Linked DNA regions of Homo sapiens: all the other regions are linked to region 1. A link is a contact called in ENCODE Hi-C or POLR2A ChIA-PET data. All regions are on one chromosome and are shown on one strand. Each heading gives the region's core, a stretch centred on a gene start or an enhancer-like site at or near the end of the contact. The rest is flanking DNA. Distances are from core to core; before and after follow the strand shown.

Region 1 (3,761 bases), core at 480-2,979:
TGCAGAATGGAGAGCTTGTTTTCCTTAAGAAAGTCCTGCTGCGGGATGACAGCAGTGGCAGAGGAGGGCTTGCCACAATCAGCAGCTTCATAGGAACTGGTAAATGGGGAGAGGTCTTAATCTGGGTACTTAGCAGCGTTTGACAATCAGCAGTGTCCGGCTTCCCAGGATAAAGAAGATCTGGTGGCAAAAAGGACTTCGGAAAAGCGCGCCTCCAGTGCTAATCAGCAGTGAGTGCATTTGTTGAACACGCTTTGTGAAATGGAAATGCCTACATGCTTCTTTTGTTAAGACATTTTATAGACCTTTCCCTCTCTTTCCCTTTTGCTTAGGAGTGGGGAAATCAAGAAACCCAGACCTGCACATTTCCAGGCCCTCTTTCTAGGGTGGCAGAGCCTGGCTGGTGGGGTGGCTGTCAGCTGTCTCCGTGGGAAGACCATCCACCCTGTCCACCAGGGTGTGGAGGGCTTTCCAGGCTTCTTTTAACACAGAAGGAAGGAATTGAATACAATTCACATGTAAAGACAGAGATGAACTGGAAAGTTTGAGGTCATCCAATCATCTCACCAGTTTTTTCATTTTATATTTTAGGGAATGTGTAAAAACTGCAGAGATTTCATACAACCATGATATTTTCAATGGCTTTGTGTGAGGTTAAATCCAATTTGTACTAGTTCTACTCACTATTAGCTCCTTTCACCCTTGGGCACCTTCTCTATACACACACCCCAGTTACGAGCCATCCATGCTGGTGTCTGGCCCTTTGCTCTTTGAGGGCAGAGCATGGAGGTGGTCTTGCCACGGCTCGGTATTCCTCCTTGCGGTGGACAGGGAAGGCTGTTTCACTAGAGCAGTCAGATAATATGATCAGGAAAGCACTATGTTGAAAAAGAAGGCTTTGATGGAAGGGAGAGTGGGGGCTGAAAGAGCACTTCCTGCCTGGGGTGCCCAGGCAAGCCCAGGGGCTGTGGACAAAGGGATTGTTTGCTCTCTCTTTACAAGGCAGGATGGCTGCTGGAGCCAAATTGCCCGCCACAGTTTGCAGATGGCTGCCAAAGTCCTGTCCCCTTCTTAATAGGGATATTTGTCTTTGGGAAACACTTGAAGTTCTACTTCTGTGGTTTCTAGGGCATGAGAATTTTCAGTCCTGGAAAAAGAATTTTAAAAAAGTCCTTTTCTTTGCTAGCAAATACAGAGGCTGACCGCCCCCCAGCCTAGGGCTAGCTTTGTTTTTAGCTCAGAGGTTGTCTTTAATCCAAGCCAATGGAACAAAAGCTGATTATCTCACCTTTAAATAGAGGGATTTCAGCAGAAACAGTGAAGCGTTCTGGGGAGGAGAAGTGGGAGGCAGTCAGGATGTCCCTCCACAGTCCCCGGGCACCCTGCCACCAAGGAAGCGCATGAGAAAGAACACACGCGCACACAGAAGCCACCACGGCAGACACTGGACACATTCTTCATAGCTGCTTGTATTTATAGAACAAGGAGACGAATTAAACAGCTATATTAATTCATTTGTTAGAAGAAACTCTGGTTTCTCAACTAACAGTTTATCTGTTTATGCATGCAGAATGTCATGCAGATAGTTAGGTTTGCTAAAGGTAATTTTCCTCCTCTGTCTTCACAATCTGGCGCTAAATGCTGCGGCTGTTTTTCAGGAAGGCGCTGTCCTTGACTGTTTCTGAATCTTTGCAAATCCGAAGCAACGCCTGTCTTCAAAAGAGGAGGCCGACCCTTTCAGCGAAGCAGGGACTGAACTAGCGCAGGTCAAAACCGGTGTGTCTGCTTTGGTTGTGATACAACTTAACACGTTCTTTAACTTCAACCTTGGACCTCATTTTATTATTAAAAACACTAAAAGAAAACTTTCTTTTGTGATATCAGGAAATTCACTTTTTGTGCTTCAGGTTCTCCATCTGTAAAACGGAATAGACAAGCACCTCCTACTTGAAAGATTGATAATATCTATCAAAATTTATTATGATCTCTGAATTATGAAAGATTTCTTGTTAAAGTATATTTTATATACAAACACACACTTGGCTTCCAAGTTATTATTGAAAATATGCAAATTTATCTTGGGCGCATTTTAATAATAAAAATTGATCATCATGTATTGAGAATCATATAATAATCACAGTACTAGCTACTTTAAATACATCATTTTCTTTCATTTATATAGCCCTGCTATATGTAGGTATATAAGCCTCATTTTATAGGTAAGAAAATTAAAATCCTAAAAGTTGATAGACCTATCCACATGCATGTAGTAAGTGGTGGCCCTGAGATTCAAATCCAAAGATTCCAAAGCCTGCCCACTTAATCATGACCGTGTACTCACAGTGAAAAATCCCCTGTACCTCAATGATACCCAGTGTTTGCATGGCTTGCCTCTGTGAGACATAGATAGAGCTCATTAATGGCGGGCACAATTTTTTAGGTCCACAGACTTTATTTCCTGTTAAGATTGCAACGAAAAGCAAAATGCACCCGTAGCTTGGCCCCAGAGCACAATTCCTGCACAGTAATTAAGTGAAACCACAAGGCATGTGGCTCACCCCACCCACAGAAGGATGATGAGTTTTTCTGTTCAAATGATGGTACTAGACCTGTTCTTCAGGAATCTCTGCCTTGGATAATAAAGTCCCTTCTTTTAAAATACCAAACTTTGTGCCAGGAGAAGCTAGATCCCTCTTAAACATGGAAGTGTTGACTTTGAAGCATGGATACTTGGTAAAATGGTTTAAAAACTGATGCAAAAGAGCAATCAGGACTAGCTCAGCAAGTTGAGAGAAAGCCCGTGTTGTGATCATACACGGAAATATCATAATGAGCTCAGCTCTTCTGACAACATGTCACAGTAAATAGAGAGATGCTTTTGTTGGGAATAAACATTTTTTTGGCACTTTCTGCGTTTTCCTGATTCACTGTGTACCATTAAACTTTTTACAATGCTTAGTTTATTTTAGGGACAAGACATTACATTCAAATTACATCTTGAATGAGATTTACTCAGTTCACATCTCATTGAGGGAATATCTCATTATCCAAGCTCTTATTTCTAATGTAGATGAATGAACCACACCTTAATGGCAGGTTAGAAAATGTTAGGTTGATTCTGTTGTCCAGAAATATCCTTGTGTCAAAGTTATTTTTTGATCTTACATATTTCTCATTGCTGGACATTTTTTTGGAGAAGGGCCTGCGAAATATTAATGTGTGTGTATGTACATTTCCCAAAGTAATAAAATTGATAAAGAGTCCCTGCTCAGCCCCAAGCCATAATTTAATATTTCACTGTTGATTACTGACACTATATTTTCAGTGAAACTTGTACTTGTGTCACACTGGGTATAAATGGTGTTTCAAGCTCTGCCAGAAAATCTTGCAAACCCTGACTTGCACCGAATCTCAAACTGGGCTGTCTATAACTCCCCGCCTCCTTGTCTTCCTGCTATTGGCTACATATTTTCAAGGAGAAGTCAAATCTGTATAGAAACAGAAAGCCTTTACTTGCCATTAATTTGAAAGAAAATTATATCACTCGATTTTCTTCCTTCACCTGCAGATAAGCATTTTGCAGCATTTTTTTTAAAGTGCAAAGGGTATCTTCTCAATGGAAGCTCTTGTGCAGTTCTTCCTGGCTTCCCACACAGGAGCAGAGGGTTTTATTTATTATTAGTTTTTAAATTGTCATCTCCTTGTGCTCCTCTCTACTTGAGGTTAGGGTTCACTATTTTCTAAGAGTATAGTGTACCACT
Region 2 (3,823 bases), core at 1,172-3,671, 730 kb before region 1:
TTTATACCCCTTTAAAAAAGTTTTGGGCCCACAATAGCTAGATTATTTCGTGTTTTACAGTTATATTTTTTACTTAACAGAAAATCACAACTAACAATAAACTTTTATGGTGAATATAGTTTGTTATCTTAGTGGGACTGTTAAGAAATTTGTTTATAACCCCAGTCTGTGTTAGGTACTACCTTCTATGGAGTGATCATTATAGTTAGCATTGGAATATTATTACCTGTCTGCCCTCTTAAAATTACTTTCTTGAAGGTGCCTACCTTAGAGCCTGGCATACACTTCTCAGATGTTTGTTGAATTAAACATGTTGACATCTTACCTCCTTTTTTGATTTCTAGTTTCTCAAAGATAGGGTATGTGCACATGGTTTAAAAAAAAATGAAAATCTGAAAGTGACATTAGAAATATTGTCTAATAATTTTAAGAAATGAAGCAGTTGTGTGATTGTTGATAGTTTTGTGCCCTTAGAGGAAAAGGCACTTATATGTTTTCTTAAAAACAACTTAAAAACATGTCATGTTATTTGTAGTACTTGCTGCCAAGGTGCTTAATTTTACTTTACTGTCATTGTTGGGAAGGAGATTTAGGAAGATAAAATTGCTTTACTTAAATAGTATAGTTTCTTGTCAGTCCTTATACCAAAGGGTATCAATTCATAAGCAGAGAAAAACTACCAGTGCTCATCTCAGCTCTTGGAAAATTTTGGCATTTATGGAATTATATAGGTAAACTCCCCACCCCGTTAGTTACCCTTTTAAAAGTCCCCACATATATAGTTCTTGTACTCCATGCAGGGCACAATAGATAGGAATGATTTCTTGTCCCTAAGTGCTGCTTTGGTGTGTTCAGGATAACGACTGTATTTGATTGAGTGATTTTAGTTTAAAAGAAAGCTGAGTATAATCATATGTGGCTGATTGTCATTTAACACAAATAGCTATGTTTTTAAACACAGGTGTGTCTTTTAATTTTAAACAGTGCCATTACTTAGAAAACTGATAAATTGAAGTTTTCACTTAGCTGAAACTAAGCTCTTTTATTTCTTTTTTCTTTTTTTTTTTTCAGTTGGAGTCTCGCTCTGTCACCCAGGCTGGAATGCAGTGGCGTGCTCTCGGCTCACTGCAACCTCTGCCTCCTGGGTTCAAACAGTTCTCCTCCCTCAGCCTCCCGAGTAGCTGGGATTACAGGCGCCCGCCACCACGCCCGGCTAATTTTTGTATTTTTAGTAGAGACGGGGTTTCACCATGTTGGCCAGGCTGATCTTGAACTCTTGACCCCATGATCTGACCGCCTCGGCTCTTGACCCCATGATCTGACCGCCTCGGCCTCCCAAAGTGCTGGGATTACAGGCGTGAGCCACCAAGCTCTAAACTGTTTATTACTGTGCTTTAGCAGTAACAGTGTTTGAAAATCTGTGATGAATTTTTAAAAAATATATTGCAGAAGTGATTTATCTAGAATTCTTACAATTAGCAAGAAAAGGACTGCACTTAATGTTTTCGTCTTCAGTTTCTTGATGCGGAAACTCTAGTTTGAAAATCCGGCAATCCTATCAAGTCTAACAAAATAAATTATGTTCATAAAGTTGCTTCATGTATTAGTCTAATATTTTTGTAGAACTAAATTTTGAGGCTGGGGAAATGAATCGATTGTAAGATTTATATCACATTATTTATTATAAGCAGAATGTGTCATATTCTGCTTAGCAGATAAGCAGATATTGAAGTATCGGAAAGAACATAATTAGTCGGATGTGGTGGTGTGTGCCTGTAGTCCCAGCTACTTGGGACGCTAAGGAGCGAGGATTGCTTGAGCCCAGGAGGTCAAGGCTGCAGTGTTATGATCATGCTACTGCGCTCCACCTTGGGCAACAGTGAGACCCTGTCTTAAAAAATAAAACATCAAAATGCAGTTACATCCATAAAGTGGCTCCACATAATGGTCACAATGTAAGTAAAGGGCATGTGTGTGCAGGCATTTATATCTGTAAGTGAAGACATGCAGTGAATGTGAGCTGGGCTTTGTGAGTACTGGGGCTGGTTAAGTTCCAGCTGAGAAAGGTTGGCCCCGGGATTGAATAAGTAGCTGGCCTTAAGTAAGCACCTCGCTTTTGCTTTAGTGCAGGAGAGGTCATTGTAGAGACTGGGCCTGATCTCCTGGTCAGTAGCAAATCATTGGGGAGCCCTTGGTTTTTAAGCTGATTTTATAGTTTGAAATATATAGGAAAAAACAAACAAAAAATAATACATTTTAAGAGTAGAATTAGGGAAATGCATAGTAAGAAAACAAACATGCAATTTTAAAATTTGAAACCGAGCCTGGTGAGGTGGCTCATGCCTGTAATCCCAGCACTTTGGGAGGCCGAGGCAGGTGGATCACGAGGTCAAGATTTCGAGACTAGCCTGGCCAATATGGTGAAACCCTGTCTCTGCTAAAAATTAGCCGGGCATGGTAGAGTGTGCCTACAGTGCCAGCTACTTGGGAGGCTGAAGCAGAAGAATCGCTTGAACCTGGTAGGCGGCGGTTGCAGGGAGAGGAGATTGCGCCACTGCACTCCAGCCTGGGTGACAGAGCGAGATTCCATCTCAAAAACAAATAAAATTTGGAACCTTTTTTGTAAACTCTTCAATGTCATAGTTTTACAGGGTCTCAAACTTACTTTGCAGATTATATCAGAGAATTGTGTTTTAGAGCTGCAGGGGACCTGAGAGTTGGGAGTATATGTTCATTTCATAGGTGCAAAGACAAGTGGGCAGCAGAGCTAGAGCAAGACACTCACTTCTGCCCTCTGTTCCATTTTGTGGCGTGCCTCTCCACAAGGGGAACTGGAGGGAAAAACCTGGAATATTTCCATATGCTAAAAATCTGCTGCTGTTGCCTCAAGTTGTGAAGGTAAAGAAGACAAACCAAATGATTTTTTGCTAATTCTGTGATATGCTGGTTTTGAACAAATGATGGTCAGATTCTTAGAACTAGAATTTATTTTTAACGATAACTTTCTAATTAAGAGGCTAAAAGTGAGAAAGCCATTTTTAGAGGATTTCAGCTCATTCACTTCTTTGTAAGCAAAGGCTAGAGCCTCAGTTTTTTGAATAATGTAAAAATTGTTGCTGCTATTATTTTTACTACTCAAGAGGAAACATTTTTGGCTGGGTGATTTAATAGAGAAGTATGCTATTGCTAAGTGATTCAAGTTAGGAATGTATACTTGTATCAGTTTTAGATCAGCCTGGGGTAAACAGCCCAATGATATATCAGGTAGATAACTGAAGAGTGACACCCAGGAGGTGGATGGTTATGAATTGAATGGAAACGGTGCTGCACCAGATAGCCACCAGGTAGCTACTATATCGTATTCCTGATGCCAGCATCTGGGGGATGATTGCTCATTTCAAATAATTCAAACAAATTAAATGTAAGCCACAGTTCTTTGCTATGTTACAGCAATTATATCCCTTTGATACAGTTGTTACATGGCAGGTGAATACATTTTTTTAAGAAAAAAAAATTTCAAACTGGGATCAAAAAAATTACCCTGAAACCGCATCTAATTGTCTATTGTCGCTGATTCCACCGTGGTTGCAGTGATGCCATTATCATGAGAGTATTCAAGTTTTAACTCTGTATGTGTGTGCCTGCACATGCGTGAGCCAGCATAAAGATGAAATGAATTTATGTTTTTGTGCATATGCTAATGAGACCCTGTGATGAAGTGGTAAGCATTCTTGTACTATAGACCTGGGATCTAATCATGACTCCGCAATTAACTGGTTTGGTGATCTTGGGTGAGATAACTAATGTCTCTGAACCTCAAGCT
Region 3 (3,438 bases), core at 155-2,654, 780 kb after region 1:
ACCTATACCACACACATACAACACTTCATACTCACACATGCCTACACTACACACTCACACACACACTCACATATACCTGCACCACACATTTACACAGAACATCATACACTCACACATGCATACACACACATATAACACAAGCTCACAACACCACACACACACTCTCACATGCCTACACCACACGTTCACACACAAGATACAGAGAGAAGAGTCTGGCGCCTGCTTCCTGACAAATGGTGCCTCCTTCTATTTGCTGATGAGTTTGAGGAAAACCTCCTTTCAGTTCAGCGTAATACGTTAATGTGGCAGCTTGATGCCATTAAGTACTTCTAGAACATTTTTGACTGTTATACTCAGTTAAAAGTCAATCTAACTATGGGGTCTAAAATTAGACACACGTCTATCTCATCATCTTCAGACACTGTCAATTTCTCATGATTTAACTTACATTGCCTTTTATTCTTTATATCTGCTCTTTTCTGTGTATTTTCTCATGCAAGTATCCCATACACCCTAAAAAGTGGATAAAAAGAAGAATCTTAACAAATGTTAGTATAGAAATGACAGGGTGAATCCATAGTACCATCTAGAGTCTTGGCAGATCATGACAATCTTTCTAATAAGCAAAGCATTCTTTTACTCTCCGAGAAATTTTGAGAGGTTTGAGAAGAAAAATAATGTATTTTCTTCATTTCATCAGTGTAGCTCTAAAGAATTAAATCTATGTATGCTGACAGTCATCACTCCTACAGAATCTTTTCATTTCCCAGAAACGCCTCTACTTTTCAATCATCAGACCACTAAGATATTGCTGAAAGTAATTGGGGTATTACAGGGCCTAGTTTTTACCATGTGAAATTCTATCCTAGACATCAATTTCTGATTATATATCCTGGAGAAAGAATATTTTAAAATGTTACATAAAAAATAATCTTATTAAATATGGGGAAATATTCAACTGGTTGTTTAAGCAAATGAACCTTAAATCAAAAATCGGGTTTGAGTGCAAAGTAAAGTGTGCTAAAGAAAAGCAAAGAAAGAAAGAAATACAAAGTGTGAATGATTTTTTTCATATGCTCCCCCGTTTCTGTTAAAATGCATTTCCTTATTTCGGGCAAGCTGGCTGTCCCTGGCAGTGTATCTGCCTGTTAGGAATATCTCCTTTTTGCAGAGTTGCCTAAAGCTATCAGTGGTCCCTGTTTCCTCTGAATTAATGTCATTGATAAGCGGTAAAAGGGAGAAATGTTGGCAATATATGATTATAGATTAAATGATGCAATTTCAGGGTCAGTTCTACAGAAAGCACTTATAAGACTCTGACAAGTGAAGATGAATGGAAATGAAGGAGTGCATTTTCAACAGAGCCTGGTGCCCGCCGGCTTCCAAGGCTCTGCTGCCATCTGCTGGCCGCGGCGAGGCACGGGCGTGCCCGGCCACACACTTGCTTCTGCTGTCTCTCATTAAGGGAACAGTTCTCATTTTAGGTCGCAGCTTACCTTCGGCATCCATAGACCTGTCAATTAGCCCTCTCCCTGTATTCTGATTCATTTCCAGCAGCAGACGTGCCAAAGACTGGCAGGAACTCAGGGAAATATATCCTGAGCACAGGTGGTATGTTGAATATGCCTTGGTGCTTTATTTGAACTAACCAACTGATACATTTAAACAATATAGGCATGAGACGGAGGGGGAAACTAGGAGACAGAACTGGCGATAAATTTGAGGTAATTATCTAAAATTGTTGCTTTACGATTTGTTTTCTTTGTCCCTATGCTGTCAATAAATGCATACGTTGCATTTTGACACTAACGTAATTTAGTTAAAATCCAGGAATGCGTTCGGCAGCTGCTTTTCCAAGTGTGCACACACAGCTTCTCTCAGGAACCAAGAGTCACTGCCTCCCCTCCTCTCCTTCCCATCTCAAGGGTGCTGGAAATAAATTTGATGCGGTAGGTCTAATTTTATTTTATTTTTTTAAATTGACTCAGTATTTGATTTCTCCCTAGAGACTCACTGCTACCTCTAGGTCGAGATGAGATTTCTGTCGTGCATTAAGCTAATTTGGATTGTGAATGAATACAAGTCCAGGAAGTCGATTCTGAGACCCGATACCCTGCGAGGGGAGTGCAGGATAAGCAGGAGACATTAATTAGCGCTGCCTTAAGCAGTTTTACCGACGCAGGCGGGACTGTGGTGGAGCACTGGAGATGCTGCGAGCCCTGAGCTGCCTTCACAGCCTTGTTGGGTGTGCTGCTGGATCACACTGCATGAGAAATGGAAGCAACCTATCTGTAAAGAGCCTGCAAACCTCAGGACGCTCTGGAAGCCAGTGGAATAATTACAGTGGGATGAGGCTGCAAGTCCCCTTGCTTCCTGAGCTGCATTCATGGCTGTGTGAAGGGGAGAAAGGAATACATTTGAGGTCTTTTCATGGAAGACACAGATATTTTAATGTTGCGATACCATCCAACAGGGTGAGCTGAGAGAACCAACACTAAGAGTTTCACAGATAGAACACCACTATTCCCTGTGTAAAACAGGAGGTAGGCAGGCGTAGGCCTCCCCTGGAAAACAATGTTTTAAGAGCTCATAAATACCTAGACGTCAAATCATCCTCGTTTCTAGTGTTTGTATAGATATTTCCAATAATATATTTAGTGGGCTCACTTTTTTATTTTGTGCATTTATCCTGGTTTATTGTTTATTTTTCCTGAATTATTGGCCAATGAATATTTATATTAGAACAGAAAAAAATATATTCTAAAATTAATGTCATAAAAATAAGTTACATCAGTTAGATGTCCTCTGCATGAGAAAGGGATAAGATGGATTGCTAAATATCCCCTGGGGCTGAGCCAGCAAGACTAGGACTGCACACCCCTCATCATTAGCAAGGACACAAAATCACGGAGGAGACCCAGTTGGCCAGGGCAGACCAGCCAGGCAGTGCTGTGTCGAACGCATGATGAATGTGGTGGATGCATTGAGCTCTCTTCCCAGCTGAGGAGTTAAAGAGAAACATTTAGTAAAAAGGGCCAGGATTTAGTCACAATGCTACCCTCTCCCGATAGAATAATTAAGCAATGAACACAGCTGCACATTTCTGGAATGGACACTGCGAGAAAGGTGTAGTTTTTCCATGTTGTATGGCATTTGTTTTCTTGCAAACAGGCAAGCACGGGCTAGGACTGTTTCTACGCCTGTCTGCACTGTGATATGCACTGTCTTCGCTGCAGAAGAGCACCACAATGCTGCCTTCATATTCCGGAACATGCCAGGCTCAGTTTTCTTTCTTTAAGTCCTCATTTTCTGCTTAATGTGCATACTAGGGCTAAAAAAAGCCTAACTCCTATTTTCTCCCTTCTCCTGAGGTCCTTCTGGGTCAAGATGGCTCCAGGCTGACAGGGTTGTGGGAAGGCGCGGTCTGGCTCTAGTCTG

Evidence for each region. Hi-C counts contacts between places; a loop is a spot of excess contacts on that map. ChIA-PET counts read pairs that join two places held with the same protein, here RNA polymerase II (POLR2A). Pooled maps may share reads with other maps.
Region 2: a map of Right ventricle myocardium inferior shows a loop between it and region 1 (6-fold over the local background). The contact joins two enhancer-like sites. A Hi-C loop is called at or near these places in 2 of 168 maps with a recorded cell type or tissue (Right ventricle myocardium inferior and dorsolateral prefrontal cortex) and 4 of 50 pooled maps.
Region 3: a loop to region 1 is called in a map of posterior cingulate gyrus, with 4 times the contacts of the local background. The contact joins two enhancer-like sites. A Hi-C loop is called at or near these places in 1 of 168 maps with a recorded cell type or tissue (posterior cingulate gyrus) and 5 of 50 pooled maps. POLR2A ChIA-PET finds 5 or more read pairs at or near these places in 1 of 52 experiments (HEK293).

The regions. Positions count from the first base shown.
Region 1 is chr6:164,150,269-164,154,029 of GRCh38, forward strand. No RefSeq gene overlaps it. Among named protein-coding and RNA genes, the nearest start is that of MEAT6, 670 kb to the right of the region's middle. Within about 2 kb of position 1,730, at least 7 of the 41 ENCODE cell types and tissues checked have a DNase peak (open chromatin) inside an H3K27ac peak, as active enhancers do; they include dorsolateral prefrontal cortex, where a contact is called at or near this core.
Region 2 is chr6:163,420,695-163,424,517 of GRCh38, forward strand. All of the region lies in intron 1 of QKI (QKI, KH domain containing RNA binding), which reads left to right. Among named protein-coding and RNA genes, the nearest start is that of QKI, 7.9 kb to the left of the region's middle. RefSeq lists a silencer at 2,483-2,727. Within about 2 kb of position 2,422, at least 8 of the 41 ENCODE cell types and tissues checked have a DNase peak (open chromatin) inside an H3K27ac peak, as active enhancers do; they include dorsolateral prefrontal cortex, where a contact is called at or near this core.
Region 3 is chr6:164,926,332-164,929,769 of GRCh38, forward strand. No RefSeq gene overlaps it. Among named protein-coding and RNA genes, the nearest start is that of MEAT6, 110 kb to the left of the region's middle. Within about 2 kb of position 1,405, at least 2 of the 41 ENCODE cell types and tissues checked have a DNase peak (open chromatin) inside an H3K27ac peak, as active enhancers do.